3 separate regions of the Homo sapiens genome follow, and regions 1 and 2 are each linked to region 3. Evidence: chromatin loops called from intact Hi-C (ENCODE). Cell type or tissue: mammary epithelial cell. All regions are shown on one strand. Each heading gives the region's core, and the rest is flanking DNA. Links, peaks and the distances in the headings are about the cores only. Region 1 overlaps COL5A2 (collagen type V alpha 2 chain). Region 2 has its middle 57 kb from the start of COL5A2. Region 3 has its middle 110 kb from the start of COL5A2.

Evidence for each region. A loop is a pair of places that touch in the nucleus more often than their neighbours do. Peaks named below come from ENCODE experiments on the same cell type or tissue, not always from the same donor. Only the 100,000 strongest peaks of a DNase experiment are listed, where the experiment ranks them.
Region 1: it touches region 3 in a loop (15-fold over the local background); 24 of 110 quality-filtered maps call a loop at or near these places.
Region 2: it touches region 3 in a loop (2.1-fold over the local background); 4 of 110 quality-filtered maps call a loop at or near these places.

Annotation. Positions count from the first base shown.
Region 1 is chr2:189,136,987-189,148,264 of GRCh38, reverse strand. The region is part of intron 1 of COL5A2 (collagen type V alpha 2 chain); the gene reads left to right. Among named protein-coding and RNA genes, the nearest start is that of MIR3129, 9.5 kb to the right of the region's middle. In mammary epithelial cell, for the core only: a CTCF peak has its summit at 4,934 (motif pointing left); no DNase peak of the experiment used is centred there.
Region 2 is chr2:189,231,347-189,242,624 of GRCh38, reverse strand. It overlaps a transcript of COL5A2 not described here. Among named protein-coding and RNA genes, the nearest start is that of COL5A2, 57 kb to the right of the region's middle. In mammary epithelial cell, for the core only: no CTCF peak of the experiment used is centred there; DNase peaks (open chromatin) are centred at 6,354 and 8,884; H3K27ac peaks cover 4,133 bases.
Region 3 is chr2:189,283,333-189,294,610 of GRCh38, reverse strand. It overlaps a transcript of COL5A2 not described here. Among named protein-coding and RNA genes, the nearest start is that of COL5A2, 110 kb to the right of the region's middle. In mammary epithelial cell, for the core only: a CTCF peak has its summit at 6,517 (motif pointing right); DNase peaks (open chromatin) are centred at 6,390 and 8,140; H3K27ac peaks cover 2,547 bases.

The DNA.
Region 1 (11,278 bases), core at 1,457-9,456, 150 kb after region 3:
TTCTTGACAAATAATTGTTGGCCTATAAAACTAGCATCTTGCTTGGCTATCTCAAAGTATGACTGTGCAAAAACTCTGAGATCATTTTCTGGGTCTTTCACATCATAATATAGCTTGTCATCTAAGTGAAATTTGGGTTTCCCTCCCCCCAGTGAATAGTAACATAATTTTTTGTGAATGCAAGTGCATTTTCCACAAAGAAGTTCATTTGTCCTCTTTCTATTAATACTAAGAGCATCATGGCGCTTTTTAATGATAATCATTGACATTTTTTAAATGTCTGAAGTTTAGGATAATCCAGAAATGGTTCTAAGGATCTGTGATAGACTCCTCAAGAAATTCTCCACCAACTCATTTGGTAGAGTCCCGGGACCATCAGAGAGGAGATAAAGCTTCTCTTCCTCCTTCTCCACCTACTTCCTTACCCTTGGGACTTTGCTGGGGCCCTGGGGTATTAGTTAAGGCATGTAGATGGCCTGCAAGGTAAAGAAGCACTCTGATATTATCTGTAAGCCCAGAACATTCTCTGGGTAATGTTTTTTCTAGAGACGTTATAGCACTGTAGTCCTAGGAAGCCCTCAGTATTTGAATTTTTCCACCTGAAGAAATATTTTTTTGGTCTTTACTTGTTTCTTGACTCTAAGACAGCTCCTTATGCATGTTAGAACATCTTTCCAAATCCCATGGTGATTCAATCTTCAAGCAGTTTTTGTATGAACCTAGTCATACAAGTATTCAAGCATCATTTTCCCTCCCAGTACCATGATTCCTCTGTGAGTTGTATTGTGTTAAGAAGATAGTTATTCTCTCCTTTGTAACAGATTCCACCAGATCACCTGGTTGAAAGTAAACCTTAGATTTCCAGGGTCTTCGCTGAATTCTGTCTTTATGAATGGGGATCATATTGACAACTTGTCTTTTCTGGTTTGCTTAATTTGTTACTGGTAGGTCATATGTCTTGGCTTACTGTTCAACATTTAACCCTTACGTTTTTTCATAATTTTCGTATAGATGTTATAGCATCTTAGGTATTTATCTGTGTCAAATATAACAATGCATTTTTGGCAATTTGATCCAGTATTTTGGACACACATAATTTAATATGTAGTTTAGGTGTTGAAATCGTCAAAAGAATACATTAAAAGAGAAAAGAACTAACTATTCTTTTAGTATTACCCCAATAATACAATTTTATATTTAGGATTTCTTTGGATTCCGGAATTGGTTTCCTTCCTCTGTTTGACATTTTTAAGGGTCTTCTTATTGTTGGCTTTGAAGTTACTTGTTTCACAATCTTTTTCACAAATATAGTTTCACAAAGATAGTTTCACAAATCTTTTTCTGGTCTAATTTCCAGTTATGTCTGATGTGTCAAATTTTAGAGGCTTCCCTTTCTTCCTTGACTTGGGAAAATTTGATTTAGATGCTTGTTTCTTCCTATGAAGGCAGCTTTTACTGTAATAGTTTGCTGTGAAAGCATTTTTTAATGCATCTGGCTTGTTTTTATGATTCATGACAAAAAATTCATCTTGGGCTTCTAATGATGTATTTTAAAATAGTCTCCAGACGTCCCGTGGTTCATTTTATTTTAAACTATTTCTTTTTACTTCTTTTTTAATAATGGCCAGATTTTCCTAAGTTCCCTTTACTAAAATTAAATTATTTTATATGGCATTCCTTTTTTCTTGCCAAATGCTAGGCTTAATCATTTTGAATACTGTGTAGACAGAAGTGGGCACCCATGATACAACCTTCATCAATTCCTGCTCAAGTCTGCCTAGACTCGGAAAATCCAATTTTGGCAAACTGATGTCTGTAATCATCTGTATTCTTGTACTCCAATGTGCATTCTGTATGTCTATGATGGGATTACAATATAAATTCACCTTATTTATACTTTATCCAATGTTTTCACTTTCTTTCTTGTTATACACTATTTAGATAATTTTGCTTAAATAGTGTCCCTGTAGCCCATAGAATAAGTAAGGTTCATATTTTTTAGTTTAACAACCAATGCCTTTCATAATTTGATCCCTAATTATTCTATCTTCATTCACTTCCCACTGAACTTTTTCTTTTCTTTTGCAGTACAATTCTTACTAAATGGTAAAATTTCACAACTGTACCTTCTCCCAGATCTTTCTGGAATACCTTTCCCATTTCCTTCATTGTTCATCCGATCAATGTATGAAGATATCATCATTCTAATCAAGATGTTAGTTGTAGGTGCCTTTTCAGTTAAATTGCATGTAACCTTCCTAAATCCTTGGTCCTTGCCTTCAATGTAATTCTACTGTCTTGCTCTTTATGAGTCCAGATGTGAGAGTCATTACCTCACTCATGTACATGGCAAACTCCACTCATGTCAAGTTTTTGGAAATTTAATAATTTAACTGAAGATTTTTGGTTCTAAAGAAGGATCACAGTATTAAGGACTATCTATCTATTTTCTCCTTTTTTTCCTTTTCAGAAAATAATAATTATGCCTTATCTCATATACTTTTGTAGCCTGGTTTCACCTATTATATGGGTCTTCCCCTATACTCTAAGTAGCTTAGAAAAGTATGTATTTTTCTTTAAAATATGGTACTTGCCCAATAAAAATCCTTCTGAATAAGATCTTCTTCAGCTCATTAATTGGCCATAGTTTTTAAAGAGCCCAGAATGATCTAGGCAATATAATAGACACTGATTATATAGCAAGAAAATTGCAGGTCAGGTTTTTGTGTTCATAAAGTTTTAGTGTGTGATCCAAATAGCAATACATAATTGTAAATTAGATATTCAATAGATATTTGGGGTTATGCAAGTGAATATTTTATATTTTAAGCTTAGTTGTATTATTTTAGGGAATTATAGTATATTTGCATTACTGTATTTTACTATTTAAATAGGAAATTCAGTGAACGCTGCCTTGAATCCATGTAAAAAATAAACAAGAAGAAAGAGATGGTCAAGAAATGTATCATTCTTAATTCCTGACGTGTGCAATTTTTCACATTACTTTACTCATTTAAGTAAAATTTCTATTGGAGTATAGTTCCCATGTCATGTTTCTAACCCTTTCTAAGTGCAAGAATCCTTCTGTGTTCTCACATCCCGCTTACTCAGAGTCTGAAGTAAGAAAGTTTTTATACAAACATGGAAACACTCATGGCTTCTACTGTTTCATACATATAGGAATTAAGAAAGTATTTTGCAATGCTCTGAAGGCAATTCTGGTTGTAGACTAGGTCAGCTCGGGCTTCCATGAGGTTCTAAACTCTAAGAAGGGCTAGTTCAGAAAGGATCATTGGAACAAGAGGAAAATTGCATGCTAATGTATTCCAGGAGATGATGAAATCTCTCATCTTATTAATTTGGCAGTGTTGAGTTCCTCTTCTGTAGAATGTAATTTCCTTTCTAAAAGATATGAAGCATCTGTTCCCACTCAGAACCAAATGGAGAATTCTTCATCTACATTAGCAAGTCAGGCCTGCTTAGTGCCCCAACTGTGCTTACTGCTCAGGATGTTCTACTCACGCTGACTGGTTAGTGCATCTGGTGTTTCACATTATTTGTTGGAATTATAAGCACTTATCATCTTCCCAGTTCATTAGGATTAAAAAACTCTGATAAAAGTATATATATAAAATATATGTATTTTTTAATTCAAGAAGATGGCAAATGGATTTTTTCAGTCTTGAAAAATATATAAATATAATATATACATATAACATATATATGTATGTATGCACATATATTTTTGTTTGTTCTCACTCATTCAGCATTGTATGGGTACAACAAGGATACTGCAACCTACAGTGTCCTTATGAAGCTAACATACATGACTATACAAACACAGACCAGTTCTCTAATTCAAAATTTACAGTAAATAAGCACTGATTGTTTTTCTCCCCTCTCCTTTGAGAAGATTCTTGCTCAGAAACAAAACTTGTACTCTCCTAACTAGGTAAAACTAAGCAAATACCCAACTATGTACTTGTTTACTGAAACTGTGTGTCAAACTGTACCTTTTTTTTCTCTTTCATCTGTCTGTCTTTTGAGTTTTTGAATTGTTCAGAAAATTCTTAAGTACTTTTATGTTCACTGTTTTCAGAGGCCCAAGAGTCTTGCATCACAGCAACATGGTTTCTTGCAGGGAAGAATGTGTTTGAATGTCCACACCCCTTGCCATAACCATCTGGTTTGCAGATGATAAATACAAACACTACGTTGTTTCTTTTTTTTCCTCCTCTAAAGATCTGGGAAACAGATTGAACTTAAAATTCTACCCTGGCGATCTCAATATATTAATCTTCATTACCATGTCTAGTTCTTTAAGAATTCCAGTTCTGCAGCTATATATTTTTTAAAGACTGAACACATAATACGTATGATATACCACTTGTAGGATTTTTTTATGTTATTATAATGTCTTCATTTCTTCCTACAGTCTAGTAATATCTTACTCCTTTTTCAAAGTCCAGTTTAAGACCTGTTTCCCCTGTGAAGTCTTTTCTAGTTATTCTAACCTCCACACGTCTCTCTTTCATTGTTTGGAAGACTTCACACCAAAGCAAGGTATATATTTGTTTAAAAGTTTCATGCATGGGCTTAGCTCCCTAATCAGAGTATGAGTTGTTTAATAACAGATTGTTCATATGTTTTGTAATCATAGTATAATGGACACAATGGATATTTAGAACCTAGTTGTCGAATTAATACTTCATTAATGCCATCAAAGAAGCCTCATTCTAATAGAGGATATGAGAGAGACTTTATTAGGATGGGATTAAGTTAGGCAGAAAATTTTACAGTGGGAAATATTGACCTCAGTTACAGGGTTAGAGTAGGCCTTTATACACCTTTTGTCTGAAATAACATTAGAAACAGAAATGGAAAACAGTGCCACCTCTGGGTGACTTCTGTCTGAAATAGAAAACAGTGCCACCTCCAGGTGACCCTAGGCAAGTGGACAGGAGCAAAATAAAAGGCATTCCTTCTTCCAGTAGATACAGCCCCAAGCTAGGGTTCATAGTATGACAAGGAGAGCTTGGATTGAATGTCATTTCCCACTGGCCCCCTCAGTTGGAGTCTTTGTGAAGTGTACAAACTGCAAACAATATACAACAGCCCTCCAAACAGTGATATAGATAATGCAGGCAAGTCAAGGCGGCTTGGTGGCTTATGAAGTAGCTGACACTGCATACTCTGTGTGGCATGAAGCTAGAGGCTAAGCACCTAGAAATTTATTTGTTACACATTAGGAGAGAGATCGAACAATCATGGCTGATGTGGAAAATATTTACTTAAGAATGTAGATTTTTCATTGGTATATAAAAATAATATTTAAGAGAATGAATAGCCCAGAGAATAGTCAAGTAGGTCAAAAAGCAGTTGATGAGATTTGTAAGGTGTGAACAATAACCAGAGTGAAAAAAAAAATGACACAATTCTGAAGGTGAGGACAAAGTTGTTATTGGGCCAGAGTGCGACTGAGGGCAATTGCTGAGGTTTGAGAAAGGTGACACAATTGAAGGGCCATTTAAGAAGAAGTTTCGATAGCTATGTTTAAGATAGATTGCAGGGTAATCATAGTATAAAGAAATCTGAAGGATGTCTGTCCTATTGAAAGCAGAATGAACAGGAATTAATTAAGGTAAAATATGGAGAGAATTTTTTGGTTGACCTTATATAAGAGTGGGCATAAGATAATAAGCATTTAAATTATATTCTTTAGTGGACATTCATTAATATAATGATAATCATTACTTTGAGGCTACCATTTATTGAGTGCTTAATAAGTGCATTCAATTATTAAGTCTATGTATAGTACATTTGTATAAATAATGTTAGATTTTAGTCTAACAAAACACATAAATATTGGTAAATGATATGCACAGATATAAAAAATTTATAATTATGGTGAGCTAGTTGGCTGCAGTATGGAAAATATAATCTATGGTATACATATATCATAAATGTTAAGCATTTATTTTAGAAATAAAAAAACAAGGATTTTCAAGGGAAGTATAGATGTTTAAATATACCTAGTTCGAAGAGTAATCTTGTTTTGCACTAAAATGTATTTTATTATTAAAAACATTTTGTTTAAAATTATTGTCAATCATAACATGAAAACATATAGATTAAACTTTAAATATTTTGGAATAATCTGTATCCATTCCAATGATAACTTATCAAGTCTATACAATGTTAACATTTACATATAATAGGGAAAAATCTAGTTCTTGATTATATCAGATTTATATTATCTCTCACCATAGGCATAGGAAATTCCAGAAAAGAATTTGACATTATTTATAAAATTACTATCCATAAAACATCTTAAATATTTTTCCTTAGTTTGATGAAGCTCAACCTTTAGTCTTTCATCCTTGACATACATTTCGTTATCAAATCATGCAAGCAAAATATGCAGAATTGGATTTCTTCAAGTGAAAAAGAGATGGCTTCACTATTAAACTCTATAAACTCCTTGATCCTATTAAAAGGACGGTTTGCTTAATTTTTTAGGTCAGAATACACCTTAAGAATCTAGAAGAAATTTAACAGTGCATTTCGCTATTTTGAAATAGCATTAGTAAATTTCAAGAATTCGGGGGAAGTTGGGAAATGAGCGTGCTAACTTTAAAACTTGCATTAACTACGTGACCCATGTGACTATATGAACTTATTTTACATTTTTTGGTAAGAGGAAATCTTTAACCGGAGCCATAAATAAATTATCCCAGTCAGATAATTGTATATATTAATATATACTCAGCATAGTCTTTGGTTACAGTAATAGAAAGAATGCATCTGCAAAGATAAGGCTCTGAAAACTGACTTTTCACTGCCTGTGAAATCATTTCGCCCCTGTGAACCCCAATCCCTTTATATGTAATAAGGCAAAATAGGCAAATAATTTCTACCTTGAATAGTCGTGAGCATTTATCAGATAACATCTGAAAACTGCCTTGTATAAAGTAAACACTAGATGGTATTTATTATTATTATTAATGGTAACCTTACGCATATTAATTCACCAATGTTTTTAACTGGTCTACTGCACACTATATTTCCAGCTAACTTCCAAGTCGGCTTCCTTACCAGACCATGGGGAATCCTCAGCTCATATTGCCCAGCCCCATCTCTGCCTGTCAAAGTCCTGCTTCATTTCCCAGAATACCTCACTGAAAGCACATCTCTATTAAAAGGAATACATCTGGCTATTTTATAGTTCCTTTTAATAAAAGAATGCTGATTTTATCATTGAAGTATTTTTAAATCTTAAGTGGGCAAGGTGAAAATTTTAGTATATTTTAGAATAAAATATTTGAATCTAGGTTAATTAACAAGTAATATCTGTGTGGTGCTTAATAGTTTAAAATGCTTTTTTCATGTAATTTATCCATTTCACTTGCAATAAGAATTATTAAAACTAATTTTTAATTTGGAAGAACTGAGCCTTAGAAAAATATATTACTTACTCAAGTTCTCTCTATGGTAATTACTAGAGCTATGTCTTCTGATACTAGAAACTATTTTTCTTAGTATACATTAAGCCTCTACAATGAGAAATAAGATTTAATAAAAAGAAGGGGAGGGGATACAGATAATAACCTAAAAGGGAAATAGTAAGGAAATGTAAAGCTGTAACTATAGCTTTGTACATTTTGAATAAAGATCAACTTCCCTATTCTCTTTCTTCCTTTCTATATATATATGTGCATATACATACATAGATTTTTCTGTATTTTTATTATAAGCTTTGTTGAAGCACAGTGGTGTCTCTTTGTTTAAATTTCTGGTCTATAAACATATCTTTGTTTTATAATATAATGCCAAATGTGCCTCCAGGTTTAAAATGTATTAATATTCAGAAGAGTCCTCTAATCTGCTTAAGACAAGATAAAGGGAAAAAGGCAATGTAGAATCAGAGGGCTGTGTTCTTCATTGAGGCCCTGGGCATGTTTTTTCTGTTTACAATTGCTGGAAAATATTAGTTTTATTTTCTGCCCTATATGGTATCGTATCATGTATGTACATATGTTAAAGTGTGATTATTTTGGTATAAATACATATTTTACACTTTGATTCTTATTTTTATTCTTGATGTTTATAACTGGAGAATTATAGAAATGCTAACCAATTGTATTTTGGACATGATTTAACATCTGGTCACTTTTTTATTTTTTTATTTTTTTGAGATAGAGTCTCTCTGTGTCGCCCAGACTGGAGTGCAGCGGCGCCATCTTGGCTCACTGCAACCTCTGTCTCCTGGATTCAAGTGATTCTTCTGCCTCAGCCTCCTGAGCAGCTGGGACTACAGGTGCGCGCCACCATGCCCAGCTAATTTTTGTATTTTTAGTAGAGACGGGGTGCCACCATATTGGCCAGGCTAGTCTCGAATTCCTGACCTCGTGATCTGCCTGCCTTGGCTTCCCAAAGTGTTGGGGTTACAGGCGTGAGCCACTGCACCCAGCCAACATCTGGTCACTTTTAAAATATACTTTCTAATTTTAGAAGTTTTAAATTTACAAAATAATTGTACCGATAGTACAAAGGGTTCTCAAATAATCTAGACCCAATTTTCCCTCTTCTTAACATCTTACATTCACAACGAATAAGCCAATATTGATATTTTACTATTAACTAGAGTCATACTTTAGTTAGATTTTCTTAGTTTTTGTCTAATGACCTCTTTCTGTTCCAGGATCCCTCACAGGATCCCATATTACATTTAGTTGCATGTCTCCTTAGGCTCCTTTTGGCTATGACAGTTTCCAGACATTCCTTGTTTTTTAGGATTTTGACGATTTTTCAGGAGTACTGGCCTGATATTTTGTACCATGTCCCTCAATTAGGATGTGTATGATTTTTGTTTTCATGATTAGACTGGAGTTCTGGGTGTTGGGAGGAGGTAAAGTGCCATTCTCAACTATCAACATGAATTATTATTACTGATATTAAACTTTAATAATTAATTAATTTATTTATTTTTGAGAGGGAGTTTCACTCTTGTTGCCCAGGCTGGAGTGCAATGGCGTGATCTCAGCTCCCTGCAAACTCTGCCTCCTGGGTTCAAGTGATTCTCCTGCCTCGGCCTCCCAAAGTGCTGGGATTACAGACGTGAGCCACCGCGCCAAGCCTGGTGTTAAATTTGATCACCTGTCTGGGGTGGTATTTGTCCTGTGTCTTCACTGTAAATTTGCTGTTTCCTCCCTTTTCCATTCTGTACCCTTTGGAAGGAAGCCACTATGTACATACAGTTCTTACTTAAGGAGTGGAGACTTACTCTTCAACTTTTAAAGGGTGGGGTAGCTACATAAATCATTTGCAATTCTGCATAGGAGATTTGTCCTATTCTATTTTATATTTTGTATGTATTTACATCGGTATGGACTCATAGATATTTATTTTACATTTTTGGTGATATTTGAATGCTACTTTGCTTATTTTATTTGTCAAACTGTTTCAGTTTTGGCCACTGGAAAGTCTTTCAGTTGTATTCTGTGTCCCTTTGATATATCCCCATCATGTGGGCTTTTTTGTGTGTATGTACTTTTTTACTTTCGGTTACTATAAGATGTTCTAGGTTCGTTTTGTATATTTATTGGCCCAGTCCTAGAATCAGCTGTTTATTCAAAGAGCTCTTGTTCCTTATATTGGAGAATGCTATCAGAAACCACAATCTGGGACCTAGGTGTGTTCATTGCTACTTGGGAGTTGTTGCTTCTGTGTTCTGTCAGCTGACAGAGCAAGGAAATATATATGTGTGTACTAATAGTTGTATATACAAATATCTATATATATTTCAATTAAGCATGTATGAGTTAATATTTGGAAGCAGAGACAGTAGAATCGCCTGAGAAGAAATCTGAGCATTTCTTCTCAGATTTTTCCTATATGTGATATATAAACAGAAGCAAATCAAGACATATTAATAAGTAAGATAAGGGTAGAGCTAGACAGAGGCTGGAAATAATACCTTAAAAATATACCGGGCCGGGTGCATTGGCTCACACCTGTAATCCCAGCACTTTGGGAGGCCGAGGAGGGTGGATCACAAGGTCAGGAGTTCGAGATCAGCCTGGCCAACATGGTGCAACCCTGTCTCTACTAAAAAATACAAAAATTAGCTGGGCATTGTGGCATGCACCTGTAATCCCAGCTACTCAGGAGGCTGAGGCAGGAGAATTGCTTGAACCTGGGAGGCAGAGGTTGCAGTGAGCCGACATCATGCCACTGCACTCCAGCCTGGGTGACTGAGCAAGACTCCATTTTATATATGTATATCCTAAACCTGGAGTCCTCAACTGGATTAGGCCCACACAGATATTTTCCTGGGCTCAAACAGTGCTTTGAAAAACTATTAGAATTACATCATTAACATCAAACAATTGAGAGATGTCAAACACAAATATTGATTTCTATCTTCTCTTTAAAATTTGCCAGGTCTGAGAAATCCTAGGCACACATCATTTATGCACCCATCACCTTGTGCTGAATGGTGGTTCAAGCCTTCATGAGTATTGCACAAGCCCCAGTTCAACAGCCCATCTACCCATCCCCCGCCCCCAACTCACTGTCTTCTGCACAGTTAGAAGCTAGCTCAGGTTCTAGTCCATGTGCTGCTGTTTTTTCTATTGTAGAGGAGAAAGGAAAATATTTCCTGGATCCATGGCTAACAAATTAATAAGATAAGAAAAAGCATTTTCCTCTAAGTGAAAAGTATCATTTTTTGTTTAATACACAATGTGTGACTACATCAAAAGAATATTACTTAAAATTTCAGTACAAAATCAACCCAGCTCACCAAATTTGGATTTCTCTAATCCTGTGTTCTTCAATAGTGATCAGAACATAAGTCTTCCTTCTTGCTACTTGTACAAAATGACTTCATCAAGTAACATGAGCCAATACAGAATTTGGATTTAGGCGTGGCCTTGATATATATGTTATTATTAGATTTCAAAACTTCAGAAGACATCTCTCATGTAAGAGTAGGACTTCATTTTCTGTGATAATTTTATACCTCTTGTCATTTCCTATAAAAGACCAATGATAATTCACTCAAGATCCATAAATCACATTCTATTGCTATATTTAATGTATTATGTTTGTGTTTTTGCTTGAAGAGATTGGTCCAGTTAGTTTTATTCAGAATAAACACGAACGAAGAAAACATTTGTTAACTGTAGATTAATAATTGTAATTATAGAACCTATAATATAGATTTCTACTACACTAAAGAGATGGAATTTAGATTCAGCATTTTATTTGACATTTG
Region 2 (11,278 bases), core at 1,973-9,972, 52 kb after region 3:
TATATCTTTGAATGGAAGGAAGCAAAACTTGAGTTAGACCATGAAGAATGGATAGGGTTTGGGCAGATGGGGTTTTAGGTTAGAGAGTCATGACTTGGGTGAGTACAGTGAAGCAGGAACCAGAAGGTCATGTGTGTGTGTGTAAGGCATATTATACAGTAAAAAGAAGAAGGGCTTCATGTTGGCTAGAACTGTATTTAAATCCTGCCAATTACTAGCTATTTAGCTGTGAGCAAGACAGCTTCCCTCTCTAAGCTTTGATATCCTTATCTATAAAATAACAGTACCTACCATACAGGGTTATTTACAAATATTAACGGCCATGTGTGTAAAACACCTAAAAAATGTTTTATGTATAGAAGCTACTTAATAAATAGTAAGTATCTAATGCTGTGTCAGTGACAGGAAAATTAAGACATGCCAGAAAGCACAAAGGTATCAAATGGTTTTCTGAAACCCCACTATAAACAAAATAAAAATGGAGATGAAAAATGTTCACACTATACATATGACAAGGCTAATAGGCTGTATATATTTTTAAATGTCTTTATAAGTCAATAAGAAAAAGAGGAACCCCAATAGACAACAGTGTGAAAGGGCTCAAGCATGCACTTTTCAGATAAAATACTAATAATCAATAAACATTTGAACAAATGTTCACCCTCACTGTGGTCAAAGAAAAGTACATAAAATGGGATACCATTTGGGGCCTGCCAAATTAGCAAAGGTTGGGTAGGGGAGAATACCTGGTACCAGCAAAGTACCAGTGCAAATGAGTATAGTTTGGTGGAATTAACTTGGCAATAATGGTCAATAATCTTTAAAATATCACTCAGCTTTGGACCCAACTACTTTATTTCTTAACCTTTAGTCATAGGACAATCAATGTAGTAGCTAAGAGAATAAAGGATATTGGGAAAAATATTTTTATTATTTTCTCGAACAACGTTTTGCTTTGTCACCCAGGCTGGAGTACAGGGGTGTGATCATGGTTCAGTGCAGCCTCAACCTCCTGGGCTCAAGTGATCCTCCCACTTCAGCCTCCCAAATAGCTGGGACTACAGGTGCATGCCCTTCTAATTTTTTTATTTATTTTGTAGAGATGGGGTCTCAATACGTTGCCCAGGCATAATTGTTGAACAATAGGATAATCGTGGAAAATCCATTCAAATGCTTGTGTGTAGAGAAAGTAAATCAAATAGGAATCTTCAGTAACACAGAGCAATGTTCATTCAATTTATTTTATTTTATTTTTATAGATCCTGGGGGTACAAGTGCAGTTTTGTTACATCAATATATTGTCTAGTGGCTTTTAGTGTGCCCATTGCCTAAATAGTGAATGTTGTACCCAATAGGTAGTTGTTCATTCAATTTAAATAGTTGAAAAATAAGTTTACAAAAAAAATAGTAATTAAGGGAAAAAAGGGAAGATGGTCTACAAGTGCTGTGTTGTTTGTCAGAGAATAATGAGGATATGTGGTGGGGTCTGTTGATTATATCTGATGTGAAATAAAACAGGGCACTATTGAACATTATAGAAGATTGAAGATGAAAATGAAAAGGATTTAACACATTAACTTTGCGTGGCAAGCTGTTTGGTTTTAATGATAAAATAATACGTGATTAGATTTGGAAGTTTGAAGTCCAATTTGTGGGAACAAATCCCAATGAGTAGCAAAGAAAAAATGTTATTAATATGGTTCTATTCTTGCAGTCTATTTTATGAACACATTTTTGTGTCTTAGATTTTCCTTTTATGTCTTAGATTTTATTGATTGCACTTGAGAGCCACCATGAAGCTTCCTCTGAGAACCTGGAGATAAAGTAAGATTTATTCCTCTGAAGATTATATTATGAAAATAACATGTAAAGGTTTGGAAAAGAGACCTGCAGAACTGTCTTAAAGACACTGGGGGACTACTGGGCCAATAGGACTGGTGAAAAACATGGATCAGGCAATCACAAGAGGAATTGATTGGGTAGAGAAACTCAGAAAGGAAAAAGCAGAGTCAAGACATAAAACACTGACAGCATCATCCCTGGACTTTACAGGCATGATCTCATTTTAAGTTATCCAATACTTTAAACATTACTGTCTGCTACAGAGTAAATGTTTGTGTAGCCCTAAAATTCACACGTTGAAGTCCTAATCCCCAGTGTGATAGTATTTGAAGGTGCAGCCTTTGGGAGGTAACTGGGGTTAGATTAGATCACAAGGATGAGGCCCTCATGATGGAATTCATGCCCTTATAAAAGACACAAGTGTTCTCTCTCTTTGCCATGTGAGAATACAGTGAGACAGTGGTCACCTACAAGCTATGAAGAGGGCCCTTGCTAAGAATCAAATCTTCTGACATCTTGATCTTCATCTTCCCAGCCACCAGAACTATAAGAAACAAATGTTTGCTGTTTAAGCCACCAACGGCTTTTGTTATAGCAGCCTGACCCAATTAAGGCATTTTTTGGTAAGGCTACCTTCAGTATTTTCTTCAAATATACTAAATTTAAGGCCTAAAGCTGAATTTGGCTCACGTATATCATTAACTTGACTTGTTTGGTTTTTGGTTTTTGTTGTTTTTTAAAATATTGTGTTAGTTTTCTAACACTGCTATAACAAATGACCACAAATCTAGTGGCTTAAAACAGTACAGAGTTATTATCTTCCATTTCTGGAGGAAGAAGTCTGAAATGTGTCTTATCTGGCTAAAATCAAAGTATGAGCAGGCTTTGTTCCTTCTGGAGATGCTAGGGGACAATCAGTTCCTTGTCTTCTCTAACTTCTAGGTCCTCCCGCATTCCTTATCTTGTGGCCCCCTCTTCTGTCTTTATTTTTTTATTTATTTTATTTTATTATTATTATACTTTAAGTTTTAGGGTACATGTGCACAATGTGTAGGTTAGTTACATATGTATACATGTGCCATGCTGGTGTGCTGCACCCATTAACTCGTCATTTAGCATTAGGTATATCTCCCAATGCTATCCCTCCCCCCTCCCCCCACCCCACAACAGTCCCCAGAGTGTGATGTTCCCCTTCCTGTGTCCATGTGTTCTCATTGTTCAATTCCCAACTATGAGTGAGAATATGCGGTGTTTGGTTTTTTAAGCCAGAAACGTTGCATTTTCAGATCGCACTCTCTGACTCTGACCCTTGTTTTTGTTACCATGTCCCCTTCCCTCACTGTGTTCCTCCTGCCTCCCTCTGCCCCTTGTAAGGACTTTTGGAATTACACTGGGCACACTTGGAGAATACAGGATAATCTTTCCATCTCAAGGTTCTTGATCATCTGCAAAGTCCCTTTTGGCATGCAAGGTAACAGGTTCCTGGGAATAGGTCAGGGGCATTTTGTGAGGCCATTATTCTATTATAATTATTAACATTAAAAAAATCTGAAGATAAACATTAAAAATGTAAAGTTCCAGAGTCTCTTTAAAAAATCAGAAGTTCTGTCAACACTTGGGTCTACACTCCCTGTGATGATGATCAGCTAGAATTGAATATCTGGTAGTTCCTTTTGTAAACACCTTGGTTGCACTTCAGTTGACCAAAGTTCATTTGGGATGACTTTGCTAACTCATATTACCTGCCTAGCCTCTAAAGCATTTGAATTTTTATTTTCTGTGTAAAAAGAATACCTAATTGTATTTTAAACAGAGTATAATAAATATTTTATTTTTCTAAGTAATTATTACCCTTTTTAAAACCTGACCTCTGATTATAACTTGGTTTCTTTGAGTCCCCACCCAAATCTTATCTCGAATTAGAATCCCCATAATCCCCACGTGTCAAGGGAGAAACCAGGTGGAGAGTAGTTGGATCATGTGGGCCATTTCCCCCATGCTGTTTTTGTGATAGTGAGTGAGTTCTCACAAGATCTGATGGTTTTGTAAGGGGCTCTTTCCCCTTTGCTCAGCTCTTCTCCTTCCTGCCACCTGGTGAAGAAGGTGGCTTGCTTCCCCTTTGCCTTCTGCCATGATTGTAAGTTTCCTGAGGCTTCCCCAGCCATGCTGAACTGTGAGTCAGTTAAACCTATTTCCTTTATAAATTACCCAGTCTCAGGCAGTTCTTTATAGCAGTATGAAAATGGACTAATACACTCTCAGGCAGTTCTTTATATAGCAGTATGAAAACAGACTAATATATTGTATTTTCTTAGGGATACATAACAAATATTCTAGTTCTGTTTAGAATCTTATTTCCTACTGGAAGTTTATCCTTTTGAATTTTGAATTAATGCTTCAGGTTCATGATCCATTTTCAATGTACAGGAAAGATCAGGTCTTTGAGGCTGCAAAATGGAGGTCTAGTTCCTGGTAAGTGATTAATTAACAAGATGGCGATGCTCAGTGGGATCTCTTTGGAGATGTCCTGCTGTCTGCCTCATTTGCATTTTAAAACATCAAGAGAGAAATAAACCAACATACTCATATTTATGACATATTTATCACATTTTTATTGGAGCAATGCAAAATTCTCAAACAGAAGAGGAGAAACATAGCTGAAGCTATTTCAGAAAATTAGAATAAATTTTGTTTTATACATATTTATTTTGATGTTGAATGCAAACTATAATAGCTCGCAAATATATTATATTCCCAAGACCCATGGACAATTTCAATTATGATGGAAATATTTTGTTCTGTGAAAATACTGATTAAGATTAGCTCTATTTTCCCATCCGATAAAAGCTATAAAATGGTTCTAAAATATAAATGGTGATTTTTAAGTTTATTGAACACAAAACTGAGCCTTGAGATAGTGTCAAGGAAATCCAAAGTTCATCAAATGTAGAGTTATAATTACTTCGCCACATTTAATTGTTGTTTTTTGAGTTTCATAAATTTCTATGAACAAATGGAAAATTTGTGCCAAATAAAAATTTATATTTGCATTTATTATTAAAAGTACACACTTACAGTCTGTCATTGCAAATTTGTTTGGTCTATAGTGGTTGGATATATTGCCAAAATCACTATAATATCAGCAATTATGCATATTTTAGCTTTTACCACAGTAATGTTCTACTTATATATCATCAAACTCATTAACTTCTCTGAGGTGCATTTCTTAATTACCCTAGACCAATGTCATTCCTCAGTCCTATGAATTCCTTTGCCACTTATTATGTGTATCATTTCATGTATAATTTAAGAAAATCTTTTTTTACCAGCAATATTGACTACTATATTCATTTGCTTGAGCCCAGCTGTCTTTTTTTTTGCTGTTATTGTCTTACAAAATTATCATTTCTAAGACCTTATTCTTATCCTCTTTTGTAAACTCTGTGAAATAAGAGATAAAATTGAAAGAACAATAAAAGAATAAAATGGGAAGGGTGGCATAACTTCTAAAAAAATACTAACAAATAAAGCATATATGGTGGAGGAAATAGTGTTCCTGAAGTAAAAAAACAATTGCAACTGGAATAGGAAATTATTAAGGTATACATTTAAAAAAATCTTTCTTGAACTGAGGTAAACAGTAAACCTCTAGATCAAAAGAGTAAACCAGATTCCAGATAAAAATAGTAATACTCAATTGTGAGCCAGATCCTGGCATTATCGGGCTTCAAGAAAAAAGAAAGACCTTACAACAGACAGAGAATCCTTTCTAATCTAAATGTAAAAGGTAATGAAGTATGGCATTTAGAAGAATAGGAGAATAAAATCTTTGTGATTCTGGAGTAATACATACTGTTTAAACAAGATACACAAATTGCTAACTATAAAGAAAAACATTGATAAATTAAACTACATTAAAGTTAAGAACTTATTATCATAAGTTATCATTAAAAGAGTGAGTGGGAGTTTATTTGTCATGTATTTGACACACATATGAATACTTATATATATAAAGGTCTTACATATCCATAATACTTAAAGAATGCTTGCACATCAGTAAGAAAATGTCAGATAGCCCAGTGGAAACATTGGCAAATGACTTGAATAGACACTTCACAATAGGGGATATCTTGGTAGCCCATAGACCTATAAAAAGGATCTCAACTTTATTTGGTCATCAAGTAAATTGCAAATTAAAACCAAAATGTGATGCCACTCTACACCCACCAGACTGGCTAAAATGACAATGTCAAGTGTTGGAGAGGATGTTTAGCAACTAGAACTCTCATCAATTATTGATAGGAGTTGTAAATCAATATAACCACTTTGGAAAACTATTTGTCAATATTTAGTAGTGATGAACATATTCATACCATATTGCCCAATTATTCTACTCTGCGATATATATTTCACATATATTGTCCAACAGGCATGTGCAAGAATATTCATAGCAACATTGTTTGTAATGGCCCTGTGTCAGATATTGCCAAGACAACTCAGTTTTGATGATTTATAGGACTCACAGGACTCAGCACAACTAGAGTCATGCTCATGGTTATGATTCATTACAGTGAAAGGATACAAAGTAAAATCAGGGCAAGGAAAAGACTCATGGGGCAAAATCCAGAGGAAACATGGTGCAAGTTCCCAGAGTCTTCTCCCAATTAATCGCACAGGACACACTTAATCCCTTGAACAGCAAGTTGTGACAACACATGTGAAATGCTGTCTACCAGAGAAACCCATTAGAGACTTGGTGTTCAGGTGTTTTTTTTTTTTTATTGGGGGATGGACAAATATGCAGCCTCTGCCTGGAACGTAGCAGAATTCCAGACTCCCAGAAGGAAAGCAGGTGTTCAGCATAAACCACATTGTTTCTACAAACCATTTGGGCACAATGAGACACTATTACTAGTTACTTACTCCAAAATCCAAGTTCTTACATGCTAGTCAAGGGCCAACAGTAGGTGCAGCCTTGTCTAGGGATAGCAGTATGGCCTGCTATGTTAACTCTTTTCTGCATGAGCTCCAAACTGGAATTAATTAGGAGCTAAAAAGTCTAAGAGCAGTCGAATGGAACAGTGAATAAATAAATTATGGTATGTTCATACAATGGATTACTTTACAAAAAATGGGAATTATATTCCAAAAAACATATGCAACAATATGGCTGAGATATAATGCTGACTAAAAGAAGCAAGATGTAAAAGGACACATATTGCATCTTTATGTTTGTGGGAAGTTCAAAACTAGGTGAAATTAAACATCATAATGTTTGAAGTCACCTAGGGAGACTAAGAATCTGAGTGTTGATTACATGTTCACTTTGTGACTATCCTTTGGGTGAAACATGATTTTTGCTCTCTTCAATATTATGTTCTATAGCAATAAAAAGTTTACTAATAAACATTTCTTAACATGAAAAAATAATGAAGACTCTTGCATATATTTATTTAGGCAGAAGGAACAGATGATTTAGTAAGAAAGTAAGAGAGATTTTTCTGATAGTTCTCCTCTATGCCATTAAAACAATTAAAAATATGTACTATTTAGAGAATGTGTGTGCCAGAAACTCTACTGAGTCATAGTATGTAGCCCTGCCCTCTCCAGTATAGCAGACACTGGACTCATGTGGCTACTGAGGACATAAAATGTGGCAGTCCAAATTGATATATGTGACATGCAAATGCTATAACTGAATGGTATAGCTATATGGTATAAGTATAAAATATACACTATATTTAGAATTCTCAGTATAATAAAGAATGTAATATCTCAATAATGTTTTACATGTTGAAATGATGTATATTATTGAACCTATTGGGTTAAGTATAATTATTATTTTTATTTAAATTATAAATATCCAAATTAGTTTTACCTTTTTAATGTGACTGCTAGAAAAATTAAAACTATAAATGTGGTTTACACTATATTTTTATTAGCACTAATATAGATCATGCCATTAATTCCTTACCTTAAACCTGGGAAGTAAGGAATAGTCTCATTTTACAGATAAGAACAATGAGATTTAGGAAACTAAGTAAAAGTATGCATTATGTAATTTGCAAAGGTCTAGCAAGTAATTAGCGGAGCTAAAATTAGATGTTTACATGATTCTAGGTCCTGTGCTCTTCACCTCCTGCTGTACTCTCAGAAGACCAGGAGGCATCCTCTACTGAATTTTCAGAGAAGAATGGTTTAATCCAAGTATTCTTTATGTAACCAGGCTGTCAACTCTATGTAAAGTCAACAAGAAAATATTTTTATGTATCCAACGACTCAGGAAAATATACTACTTATGTAACTACATTACCAAAATCTTCATTTAAATATGCGATTCAGCCAATATATGGAAAAACTAAAATAAAGTATTCTTGAATGGGAAATTCATGGTGTGAAAAAGCTGATGGTGGGCTTTGAGTTTATGTAAACATAGAAATGAATCTAATAAAAGGGAAATATAATTCCTTAAAATTCTTGAATAAAATAATACCATAATAATGATTTCAAAATTACAGAGTATAAAAACAAAAACTAGGGTGTGTGTAGTGGAATGGGACTAGGCTGAGGATGTATAGTTTGCAATTTACTTAGGAGGAAGTTAATAGATGTTATTTCATTCTTGAACTTGATAAACTGACAAGTATATGCTTAATCAATGTTATAAAAGATACAAAGGTAAACACTAGTGGAACTAAAAACAGAACACACGATTTATAATATGCTGAAAGTAGATATCACAGGTAATATAGACCATCAAATAGAAGAGAGAAAACAAAGAAAATAGATAAGAAGCAAAAATAAAACAATCATTAAAATAAGATGACTGAAAGAGCAAATGCATATGCTCCTTGACTTACAATGGGGGTATGTGGTGATAAACCCATTGCCACTGGAAAATATTGTAAGTCAAAAATTGACATTTTGTAGCCCTGATGGCATGAGAAACACAATATCCAAAAAATTCTGGTAACACAGCACACTGTATTGGTTGTTTACCTTCGTGATTGCATGGCTGACTGGGAGCTGTGACTCGCTTTAAAATTTGAGGTACAGTTTCTACTGATGGCATATCACTTTTGCATCATCATAAAGTTGAGAAATCTTAATTTGAACAATTGTGAGTCAGGACCATCTGTACACTTCTTCCAACAATAAAACAATGGAATAAACTCCATTAAAGAAAATATTGAGTTGAAAGAAAAATATTGTTTAACTTTTTTTTTTCAAATACCAAGGTAAAGCTGTAGTAACAAAGTTGTATTTAACGATCCTATAGTATCTAATTACATTTGCTTTTCTGGTGACTACTTTTTAGAGTTCTTTGGGTCTCAATTCTAGTTGACTATTTACAGCATTTACATTTATTGACAAGCAGCTACAGGAAGTAGAAATGTTAATGTCTTATTTTTAATTGTCATTGTTTACCTCAACTTGTGGCTACATGTAGCTTTGATTTAGGAAACAATAATAACTTTATTCTTTAATGGAAGCATTTAAAACCCTGTTTATCTTTCCTGGATCTCAGCCTTCAATTACCTAGAAACAAAATGAAAGCAGTGAGAGAAAAGACACAGATGCCAACAGGAAAACAATGATTTGTACCCTCTGTATAATGACCATATGTATTGATGGTGCTGAGACTATTATTACTACATGCTTGCTTTTGATGGAAGTTTTCTTGCTCTATTTTGATAAAACTCTGAAATAGAAAACTAAGTATACTAGAAATCCAGCTGCTTATTCTCTTAAATTTTATTCATGTATCAGTGATTCTGGGCCTTAGCAGCTTTGAAGGCTAAACTAGGTTTCAATATTAGTCACTCAGCAGAAAGCATTTTTCTCAGGGGTGATTCCACCCACCCTTTAATTTCTCATAAGCATAAGAAATTTATTTCTCATAGTTCTCAAGGCTGGGAAGTTTAAGATCAAGGAACTTGAAGATGTGCCATCTGGTGAGGCTCTGCTTCCTGGTTCATAGCTGGCCATCTTCTTCTGTGTCTTTACATGGGAGAAAGGGCAAGGGAAGTCTCTGGCTTCTCTTTTGTAGGGGGACTAATCCCATTCACAAGGCTTCCTCCTCATCACCCAGTCACTTCCCAAAGGAAACACCTCCAAATATAATTGCATTCAAAATTAGATTGCACTGTGAATTTGCGGGGGACATAAACATTCAGTCTATAGCAGCAATGAATAATATATTGTTCTGGAGAAACATATTCCAGAAAAACCTTTTCCCTGAAACTCACTCCTCTGTAATCTGCCTCAACCAGCTCATTGCCTGGCCTATTGTAGGAACTCAGTATATTATTTTATTTTACAAAAATTGACTTTTATATCATACAGTGTTTTATAACCTATCTTTCTCACTTATAAAATAATTATGTCATGAATAGCTTCCTGTGTGTTGTGATTATAGATGTTATTACCCGATGTGAGGTATGGAAGAAATGGCCTATTACGTTATTTTCACAATTAAAGAAAAAAAATATGAGTCTGAGTCCCTTACCCACCTGGGAAATTAGAACCTCATAATTTTAAATGCAGGTGCTTATCTATGTCTCTAGTTTGCACAAAAATTCAGAAGGTTTACGAAGTGCCCAGAAAATGGAAGGAGAGTGTCTGAGTCACCATGGTCACTGAGGACTTTCCACTTATTCAAACCCTTGGAGTTACTTAAAGGCAAGTGGCTCTTCTGTTTCTATGCTCAGGCCCAGAAGGGTCTCCTCTTCCACCAAGGAACCATTCTAAAAGTCCTGCCACTTTCCTGCCATGCCCAAATGGAGCAGGACAGAGACCTTTCTTCCTTTCTAGTCGTGTGGAATGTTTACTCTCTTGCTGTGTCACCCTCTGAATTCCTCCAACAAACTCCTCTCCACCTCAGCTTTCCCAGGAAGATCTGAGAAAGGCCTCCACTTCCTTCTCCTGAGACAGCAAAATCTCCTCAATGAAGAAAGACTGTCTTGTTGGAACAGAGAATGGAAAAATAGAACATAACACAAATGTATCTTTTTCTCTTTTTATTCTTCTTTAGTTATAAGAAACATACACACAAATGCTCTAATAGCTTCTACACATTCATTAAATATTTTATCTGTATCATCTCTGTCTATATATATCTACATATGTCCTTTTTTCTTAAGTTACCAGATGATCATAAGTTATCAGACAAAAAAGATACTCAAGCTGGGGGGTCAGGCTTGTTCTGTATGAACATAATATGTATCTACATGAATCAGTATGTAGTTGCCTTAAACGCAATGTTGTGGATTTTTTTCCCCAGTGTAAAACATTTTTAGAGAAAGGATCAAAGGCACCGGGTGTGAATGAGAGTCCCAGATTTTCCTGAGGCCACCTTTCAGAAGGGGCTTACCTTTCTCTTTCTTTATTCTCTTATTTTCCTACTATCCCTGGTAAAGTTAAAGTTCTTTTCTTC
Region 3 (11,278 bases), core at 1,866-9,865:
GTTTTTATGAGTATGTTCTACTTAAAAAATGAATTCCATTTTAGAAAGTGATTATGTTAAGAATATTTGATTGCACTGACAAATGTGATAAATTCCAAGAATAACAGGTTATTAGGAATATAATAAAGTCTCTGAAATAACTAAAAAGGGGTATCAGATTTTTCCTCCTCTAATCGACTCTAATCAAATGTTAGAGTTGATTAAGGTAAATGTGATGTGACTGTTTCTGCCTCATTATATAGTACATATATTTTCACAGGGCCAGCTGACACAGGCTATATAAATACAGTTTTCAAAACTGGAGGAAGAAAATATTAAATAGCTTTCATTTTATTTTATGTTCCCTTAACAGCAGACCTGGAAACAAGGTTGATAGTGCAAGTTTGAATGCCGATTCCAGGAAACACTTGTAAGGGAGTGAGACACTGAAGGGAAGGAAAGCAATAGTGTGCTATCAGCCCGTTCAGGCTGCTTTAATAGACTACCATAACCTGGGTTGCTTTTTTTTTTTTTTTTTTTTCTTGAGACGGAGTCTCGCTCTGTCGCCCAGGCTGGAGTGCAGTGTCATGATCTCAGCTCACTGCAAGCTCCGCTTCCCAGGTTCACGCCATTCTCCTGCTTCAGCCTCACCAGTAGCTGGGACTACAGGCGCCCGCCACCATGCCCGGCTAATTTTTTGTATTTTGTTTAGTAGAGATGGGGTTTCACCGTGTTAGCCAGGATGGTTTCGATCTCCTGACCTTGTGATGTGCCCGCCTTGGCCTCCCAAAGTGCTGGGATTACAGGCATGAGCCACCGCTCCTGGCCCTCTGGGTTGCTTTTAATCAATAGAAATTTAGTTTTCACGGTTCCAAAGGCTGGGAAGTCTAAGAAAAGGCACCAGTAAATTCAGTGTCTGGTGAGGACTGGCTTATGGGTTCATGGACAACTGTCTTTTTGCCTGTCCTCATGTGGCTGAAGAGGATAGCTAGCTCTCTGGGGTCTCTTTTATAAAAGTACTAATCCTTATCATGAGGGCTTCGCCTTCACGACTTAATTCCCTCTTAAAGGTTCCACCTCCTAATCCTAACCTTGTGGGTTAGGATTTCAACACAATTCTGGGGAGACGCAGACAGTCAGATAATAGTGTATTATTAAACCAGTTACCACTTGTTCTATCCTACTGGAAAATTCTGGGGGATACAGTAGAATACTTCAGACTTATCCTAGCTGAGGGAAAAGTTAACTGGGATGTTTATGTACCAACTCCCATTAGTCACCGGTTGAGAATTGCTCCCATGGGAGTATTAATTCTCAAGCATTTCTGGTCTGACTTCTGCACAGTGCACGCAGGCTCTTTTTTTTTCTTTTATTATTATTATACTTTAAGTTTTAGGGTACATGTGCACAATGTGCAGGTTAGTTACATATGTATACATGTGCCATGCTGGTGTGCTGCACCCATTAACTCGTCATTTAGTGTTAGGTATATCTCCTAATGCTATCCCTCCCCACTCCCCCCACCCCACAACAGTCCCCAGAGTGTGATGTTCCCCTTCCTGTGTCCATGTGTTCTCATTGTTCAATTCCCACCTTTGAGTGAGAATATGCGGTGTTTGGTTTTTTGTTCTTGCGGTAGTTTACTGAGAATGATGATTTCTAGTTTCATCCATGTCCCTACAAAGGACATGAACTCATCATTTTTTATGGCTGCATAGTATTCCATGGTGTATATGTGCCACATTTTCTTAATCCAGTCTATCATTGCTGGACATTTGGGTTGGTTCCAAGTCTTTGCTATTGTGAATAGTGCCACAATAAACATATGTGTGCATGTGTCTTTATAGCAGCATGATTTATATTCCTTTGGGTATATACCCAGTAATAGGATGGCTGGGTCAAATGGTATTTCTAGTTCTAGATCCCTGAGGAATCGCCACACTGACTTCCACAATGGTTCAGCTAGTTTACAGTCCCACCAACAGTGTCAAAGTGTTCCTATTTCTCCACATCCTCTCCAGCACCTGTTGTTTCCTGACTTTTTAATGATTGCCATTCTATCTGGTGTGAGATGGCATCTCATTGTGGTTTTGATTTGCATTTCTCTGATGGCCAGTGATGGTGAGCATTTTTTCATGTGTTTTTTGGCTGCATAAATGTCTTCTTTTGAGAAGTGTCTGTTCATGTCCTTTGCCCCCTTTTTGATGGGGTTGTTCTTTTTGCAGGCTCTAACCAGTAAAGCCCTCAACTTTTGGAAGCAGCAGAATGGCCAATGTCAAGGTGTAAGGGTGAGATATCTTCCTTATAGTTTCAGTTTAGCTCTTAGATAATTTCTTACCTAAAATAGATGTTAATCATGAGCCAATTTTCCTAAGTAGATTTTTTTCTCACTTCAAAAGTAAATTATCAATTAATAAGCTGCGGTCTTCCATACAATATATGTGGCTTCATCTACCCATGGTATATATTGACAATGATATCAAATTAGTTTACCCAGTTCCCAAGAATCAGATCACTTAGTGGAGTTTCTTGGGTTGGAGTAGACTACTGTTTTTCTCTCTAGGAAAATGCAAAATTCCATTTCATAAAGGTTGGAGCTATCCATTGCTTAAAGTGATTTCCTTCTGGGGTGTTAATTATGATCACATAATAAAATGAGTGCATGGATTCCTTGGAATTAGACTCTCTATTTTTATAACATAGAGAAAATCCAAAAATATCCATATAGGTTTCTATAGAAGATACATCAAAGATGCTAAATTAATACATTTTCAGTATAATCCTAGAAATGGAACAAACCAGTATAGAATAGAGCAAGTTTTTTTTTTAAACCAAAGAGCTTAATTTTCCACAGGAAAAAATAGCAGAAAAATTTTCAGTAGTATAAAATGAGAAAAAATTTTACCCAGATATAAAAATTCAAGCTGTGATGACGAGAAATGATCTTGCCTATATAGTGAGTCATAATTTCCAAATGTGGTTTATAACCACCATGTTGTATGGTATGTCTGAAGTACTTCTGCCATGAAAGTAACACCTACTCTGAAAGAATTTATCCATGATAAAATTTATGTAAAAAAATTTAACCTAATGTCCTAATAAAGTTGTGGGGAAAGATGCCAGGAATGAAATAATCAATTTCAACTATAAGGGAGTAAAACCAAAAAAATGAAAATGAGTCTCACAATTTTATGAATTTGTCATTTTATTCTTATGAAATTGTAGGAATTAGTGAATGGTGAAATAATGTGTAGCAAAATGGTTTTCTGTTTCTTGCCAGGATATAGTTAAGATTATAGAGCTAATAATGCTGATTCAGAAACCGGCAGCGAAACTTTAACCTTTCAGCCTTCTCTATTGAGTGGATATAAAGATATCTATTAGGATACTTGCATCTATTTAAATCTCTTAAGTGAGAAGACTAACTATACCCAAAGTGCATAAAATCAAAATGTTTATTGAGATTTATGGAATCAATCTATGGGAGTTAGATAAAAGTCACTATGACTTTCCTTAAAAGACAGTTCTTAAATGTATTAGTTAAATATTCTTAAATTTTAATTGGATGTGTCTTTGAGATAATGTTATAACTTCTTGACATAAAGAAGACCAGTATAGAAAACTCTGAAACATTTTAAATTTACTAATATATGCCTGTCTCCAAGAATGAGGCCCAGTATTTTAGAACCTACAATGAAGACATTCTTTCAGAATTTTTAAATTTCTGATAGCCTTCTTAATTCATCAAGGTCTCCTTTCTTACAAGCAGAGATATTTTCCCTTGTCTTGAGATATTGTACCATTCACATATTTGTTATGTCTAACATACCTCCTTCTAAAATGTATTTGAGGTTTCCTTTCCCTGTATATAATAATGTGTGTGTGTGTGTGTGTGTGTGTGTGTGTGTGTGTGTATTAACAAAAATCCTCCAATATTTCTATCTTACTTCTCCCTTCAGTAAATCCTCCATCAGGTAAACTTGAAAAAGTTGTGTACATGTGTTATCTCTCTTTTTCATGGCAAATTCACCCCTTGATTCACTCTAATCTGGTTATTTTGCTAACAATTCTACCTCAAATAACTCTTGCTCTATTTATCTCTAAGTCACAAAACCCAATGTATAATTTACGTCTTCAACGTATTTGACTACTCAGCAGCATTCTACATTACTGGGCATTCTCCATCTCAGCAAATGCTCCTTTGGCTGCCATGACACTACACTCTTGGTTTCCTTTCAGAAAATTCCTTTTCAGACTTCTTTGTCAAATTATTCATTGCTGGATTTTAAATGTTGTACAGTCATATGTTGCTTAAGGATGGAGACATTTTCTAAGAAATACATTTTTAGGTGATTTTGTCGTTGTTCAAACATCATAGCGTGTGCTTACACAAACCTAGATGTTCTCATTGTGTGTTCTTGGCACCTTTGTTGAAAATCAATTGACTATAAGTGCATGGATTTATTTCTGGAATCTCTATTCTGTTCCTTTGGTTTATGTGGCTGTGTTTATGCCAGTACCATGCTGTTTTGATTAGTATAGCTTTGTAGTATATTTTGAAGTCAGGTAGTGTGATGCCTCCAATTTCATTCTTTTTGCTCAAGATTGCTTTGGCTTTTCGAGGTCTTTTGTGCTTCCTTATGAATTTTAGGATTTCTAGAAATGTCTTTGAAAAATGTCATTGAACTTTTGATAGGGATTGCGTTGAATCTGTAGATCACTTTGGGTAGCATGGACATTGTAATTCTTACAATCCATGAACACAAAATATTTCTGTTCAGGTCTTTCACCTCCTTGGTTAAGTTTATTTCTAAGTATTTTATTACTTTGGTAGCTAATATAAATGAGGCTGGATTGATTGAATAAAATCAATCAGAAATACTAGGTTTACAAACCTAGGTGTTCGGAAATACTACTAATATGTTTATGTTTATTTTGTATTTTGCAACTTTACTGAATTTGTTTATTCTAGCAGCTTTCTCCGTGGAGTCTAGATTTTTAAAAAATATATAAGATCATGTTTTCTGCAAACAGGAATGATTTAACTTCTCTCTTTCCAATTTGAATGGCTTTATCATTTTTTTCTTGACTAATGCTCTTGCTAGAACTTTTAGTACTATGTTGAATAGAAATGGTAAGAGTGGGCATCCTTGTCGTGTTCCTGATCTTGGAGAAAAAGCTTTCATCTTTTCACAATTGAGTATGATGTTAGAAGTGAGCCTGTCATATATGATTTTTACTGTCCTGAGGTACATTTCTTTTCTTTTCTTTTTTTCTTTTTTCTTTTTTTTTAGATAGAGTCTTGATCGGGTGCCCAGGCTGGAGTGCAGTGGCACAATCTTTGCTCACTGCAACCTCCGCCTCCCAGGTTCAGGCGATTCTCTGCCTCAGCCTCCTGAGTAGCTGGGATTACAGGTGTACGCCACCACGCCCAGCTAATTTTTGTATTTTTAGTAGAGACAGGGTTTCACCATGTTGGCCAGGCTGGTTTCGAACTCCTGACCTCAGGTGATCTGCCCACCTCAGCCTCCCAAAGTGCTGGGATTACAGGTGTGAGCCACCGTGCCCAGCCATGTCGAGGTACATTTCTTTTATACCTAATTTGTTGAAACTTTCAGCGAAATGGATATTGAATTTTGTCAAATGCTTTTTCTGCAGCAATTGAGATGAACATATGATTTTAGTCATTCATTATGTTAATGTGGCGTATCACATTTATTGATCTTCATTTTTTGAACATCCTTGGATCCCATAGATAAATTCCTGTTGGTCACGGTGAATGATCCCTTTAACATGCTGTGGAATGTGTTTGTTAGCATTTTGTTGAGGATTTTGAATTTTTACAGGGATACTGGCCTGTAATTTTCTTTTCTTTTAGTGTCTTTGTCTGGCTTTGGTATCAGGATAACGCTGGCCTCATAAATTGCATTTTGAAGTATTCTTTTTTGTCCAGTTTTTTTTAGAGAAATTGAGAAGGATAGGTATTTGTTCTTAAACGTTTGGTAAAAGCAGTGAAGCCACGAGGCTCTAGGCTTTTCTTTCATGGAAAACTTTTCATTACTGGTTTAATCTCTTTACTCATTATTCATCTGTTTGGATTTTCTGCTTCTTTATTATTCAGTCTTGGTAGGTTGTATGTGTCTAGGAATTTATTTCTTCTAGGCTATACAGTTTGTTGATGTATGATTATTCATAGTCATCACATTACTGACTGCCTGATACTGCTTGTAGTGCTTTTTAAAGCTATACAATCATAGTTAAGAAAATACATCATTCTTTACTTTCAAGGACTTAACAAGTCAAATGAGGTCAACACAAGTAGATAGAAAAAACCCCTAATACCTTTATAATGTGCAGGAGAAAGACAAAGACTAGACTTGTTTGCAATAACTTTAGTTAACATATGCATGGTTATAAACTTGTTATAACATGCTGAAATCAGGATCTAGGAAAGCAGAGAGAAGCCCAAACGTCTTTTTTTTCTGGCTTTGACTCATGTATTCAGATACTTACTGTGGGACCTCTTTTCATTCCATAAACAGCAGGTGGCATACTTTCTTTTCTGATCTTTTTTTTAGTGTAGCTGTTCTTGTCATCTGTTGAATTCTCCAGTGCTGTTGCTCTTTGTTTTTTGCTTGTATGTAATACACAACTCTGGAAGTCCTTGAATAGTTTGGGCACATAAAGGGTGAAATATAACCATAAGTTTTTGAAATGTGTGAGACATTAAGAGATAAATATTACATTTAACATTCAGATAGATAAAACCAAAGTGGATTTTCTGCTTAATTTAAAAAACTAGATGTCTAAAATAAAGTAACAAAAAGAAGTCAGGATTTTATATCTTTTCTAGGCAGACTAGTAGAATATAACATTTTTAGATTATCTTAAGGAGAGTAATTGCAATGATTTTTGCAGCTGGTTTTATATGTGTATTGCTCTAAATCTTGTAATTTAACATGGTTTGTTAGTAAGTAGTCACTGCATAATCCTTTATACTACTACTAATTTTAGTACCTCATCATATATTTCCTTGTTCCATGGGTACAAGTCTTATCTCACCATCAGGAGTAGCCTCTTAAAGGAAGTGATAGACATCTTTTGAGATGACTGGGATTATAGTGGGAGCTCATCAAATATTTGTTGAACTGAATAGAGAAGGGGCTTTTTCACTCATACATCATTCATCTTTCCCCAACCTCCCCACCTTCCAAGTCGCTGATCCTGTGTCCATTGTGCTTGTGCCACTTCCATGCCCATATCTCAGTGGTCAGTAACAAAATTGGAAAGCAAATAACATTTTTTATTCTGTCATTCATTAGGCTTTTTGTAAAAAAATTTTTGTAAAAAAATTTTATACCTTTAATGATAACTACCATTGATTATGTGCCAAGTACTTCACAGATGCTATTTTACTTCAGTCAAAAATAACTCTCAATTTGGTACTATTTTTTTTTTAATTTTTATATGGAACTCTGAGATTTTAAGCTACTATGTGACAGAACCAATATTTGTTCTGTGTTCTTAACTACTGCATTCCATGGCTTCTCAGGGATGCAACTGATACTTCTTAAATTTGGGCAGGTTGTCTCAAAAGTATAAACCATATCTTTCCCAGGAGATAGGTAATAGATACTATGATATTACTCTAAATTAACATCCACAAAGTAGATGTTCATTCTTAAGTTTTTTTTGCTTCTGACATTTTGCTTCTGATTTTTGAAAGAATAATAGGTAAAAATTTCTTCCTACAAAGGAACTTATGAATCTAAAATTATTTCCTATGTTAGAATATTTTTCTCTGCTGTTAAAAATAGACATTCTAAGATTTTAAAATCACAGACAAAACTAATTCCATATTGTATTTATGAATTGGGAAGTAAATTAAAATAATTTAAAAACTACATTTTGCTCATTTAGAAGAATTCTTTTAAGGATTTAATTCACTTTTGAAATAGTGCCATAAAGTCTCTTAAAACCATTGAAGACTGTAAGTCTCTTCTGTGCTGTGGCATGTCTTCCACTTATGCCTGTATCTCACTACTCTTAAGATAGGCCTTTTCTGTCTGTACTCAAGTCTGACCACCTCCCGTTTTTCCCTCCGAGTACCTCCCATGGAAATTCTTGAAAAATAAAGCAATACTTCAACCCACACTTTAATGAGTGGACTGGAATCCCCATCCCTTTAGCTATCTTAGTAGTGACTCATAGAATTGTCTAGCCCTTGCTTTCCTAACATTTTCCATTCACTGTAAGTTATTTCTTCATCTTCTTTTGGTGCTCAAAAGTGCTTTTCATGTGTGCCAGCTGAAAAACTAGAAAAAAATATCTATAGTTTCAAATTTGAGTGTGCTATTTGAACTTTTTAATACAGCCCTAGTGATCTGGTGTTTGGCAAAAGTACCACCTGAAAATGGACAGTTAGGATGCAACTAAAAGCCACTTGACTATAATTTCTTAAATGTGATGCCAAACTGTGCAATCTGACCTGCCTATGTCAATTTAGTACTCTCTTGTCTTCAGTCTTTTTTTTTTTTCAACCACGTATGAGCTTTTCTAGAGGTACCCTTAGGCCACCCAGAGAATCCAGGCACTTAATTTCAAAGTATAATTAGATAATAGCTGCTTGGTGGAATAAGGTAGTGTCAGAGACATTTGTCAAATGTGATATTATGATATTGATCCAAAATGTGCTTATTGGGAAAACTTGAGGAGATAAGCATACTAAATGATTTGTGCAACCACAAGTACTCATGCCTCATCTGTCCACTCATTTGCTTCATGGTTATAATTAATAAGAGATAAAAATGCAAAAATGTCATAGAATACAGAGAAATTAATATCTAAAGCACATTTTAGTTTATCAAAGGCATCTCTTCAGGGATACATTATCTTTAAAAACTTGCCTTTTACTTTAAACGACCACTTTTATCAGTCAGAAATTATGCCTTTGATATTGTTCCTGATCAGAAGCAGAGCTGCTAGTGGGAAAATATCAAGTTAGATGACCTGGGATCTTGCTTGTTCTGCCGTGGTAGCTGTGGTATGTGACCTTCTGGAAATCAGCTATTTCATCTCAACTTCAGTTTTCTCTTTCTATAAAATAAACATTTCTTGCCTTGCTCATCTTATGAGATTTTTGTGAGCACCCAATGAAATAATACAGATGGGAAATTGCACTGTAGATGTAGGTTATTATTAGTCAGAATTCAGGGGGCCTTTTCAGATTGTCTTAACTTTCTCTGGAGGTGCAGGTCCTGGAATTAGGAGCAATGTTTAGGTATTGGTGGGTTCAGGGCTTTAACAGGTAAAATAGAGTTGTGATTTGTCGAGCCTTGGGGAAAGTTTTGAAATGTGGTCTGGCATTAGGGGAACAGTGCCAACTTTTGTCACAGTGGTCTGTCTCAGAAGAAGATGCTCACATTCAGGGGCAGGAACAAGCAGAGGGGTTCATACTGCCTTGCTCTGTGTTTTTATCTTTCTTCCTTCATAAAGAATATAGCCTCAAGAGAACTCTTTTCTAGACACACACACACACACACACACACACACACACACACCATGTGCATGCTCACAAAGTAGTACACTGAAGGCTGACTCAGGGGTGTCCATATGGATGTCATAGAGGAAGGGAATTCATAAAATAAACAATAACAACAAGAATTACCCCATATCAAGTAATAAAACACCCCAGCAAAGTACTTGTTATCCAAGCATACCTTATACAGTCATGTGCCACATAACAAGGCATGAACAGTAGTCAACAATGGACTGCATGAACAACAGTGGTCAGAGCAATGGGCTATACCCTACAGCCTGTGCGTGTAGTAGGCTATACTATCTACGTTTGTATAAGTACACTGTATGTTTTCACAGTATCAAAATCACCTACATGTGCATTTCTAAGAAAATATCCTTGTTGTTAAGCAACATATACTCTATATTAGTCAATTAGTCAATACTTGGTGATATGGTTTGTCTCTGTGTCCCCACCCATATCTCATGTTGAATTGTAATCCCCCCATGTATTGTAGGAGGGGCCTGGTGGGAAGTGATTGAATCATGGGGGCGGACTTCCCCCTTGCTGTTCTTGTGATGGAGTTCTCATGAGATCTGGTTGTTTAAAAGGGTGTAGCATTTCCCCCTTCTCTCTGTCTCTCTTGCTCTGCCGTAGTAAGATGTGTTTGCTTCCCCTTCACCTTCCACCATGATTGTAAGTTTCCTGAGGCCTCCCAGCCATGCTTCCTATATAGCCTGAGGAACTGTGAATCAATTATACCTCTTTTCTTCTTAAATTTCTCAGTCTTAGGTAGTTCTTGATCGCAGTTTGAGAATGGACTAATATACTTGAGTTTGCAAGAACTGGATATATTTGGATGCCATATTAAACATAAAAGTGGTCATTGATTAGGAATATTTGATAATTAAAATTAGAATTAAAACACTTTTGTTTTCCAACTAATTGTTACCTATTTTGCTTTGAAAAAACTATAAATATCAATATATGACATAAGCATATCATATATATGATATAAGCAATGTATGATATGAGCATATAAATATCAATAAATATCAGTATGCTTATTCATGACCTGAATTGTTTCTTGCCAACTATTCTAAGAAACTTGATTCTGATTCTGACTAGTTAGGCTAAGCAGCATTATTTTTTCTAACATGTAATTTTAGTACATATTTCCAGATTAATGGTGAATGTGGTTCAGATTAGAGACCAACTCTGGATTCATGTGGTATTTTTTGAAGTTGGTAGAGTGAATTTTAGGCTCATATTTTAAAAATAAACTTCTAATTTTAGAATTATTCAATTTAATTTATGGAAGATTTGTAAAGATAGTAGTTTCCATATATCCCACACCTAATTTCCTCTATATTTAATGTCTTTTATTGACATGGCACATTTGTCACAATTAATGAACCAGTATTGATGTTTTATTATTAAGTAAGTTCATACTTGATTCAAATTTCCTTAGTTTTTTCCTAAAATCCCCCTTTTTTTTTGTTTCAAGATCTCATCTGAGATACCACATTACATGTAGTCATCAGATTTTCTTAGGTTCCTTTTGACTGTGACATTCTCAGATTTTCCCTGTTTTTGATGATCTTTATAGTTTTGAGAAGTACTAGTCAGATGTCCTGTAGAATTGTTCAATTAGTATTTGTTTTATTTTTGTCTCATGATTAGACTGGGGTTATGAGTTCTTGGGAGGAAGACCACAGAGATTGAGTTAAGCTCACTTTTTGCTCTTTCAAAAAAATTGCATAGGGTAACGTTTTCTCTTTT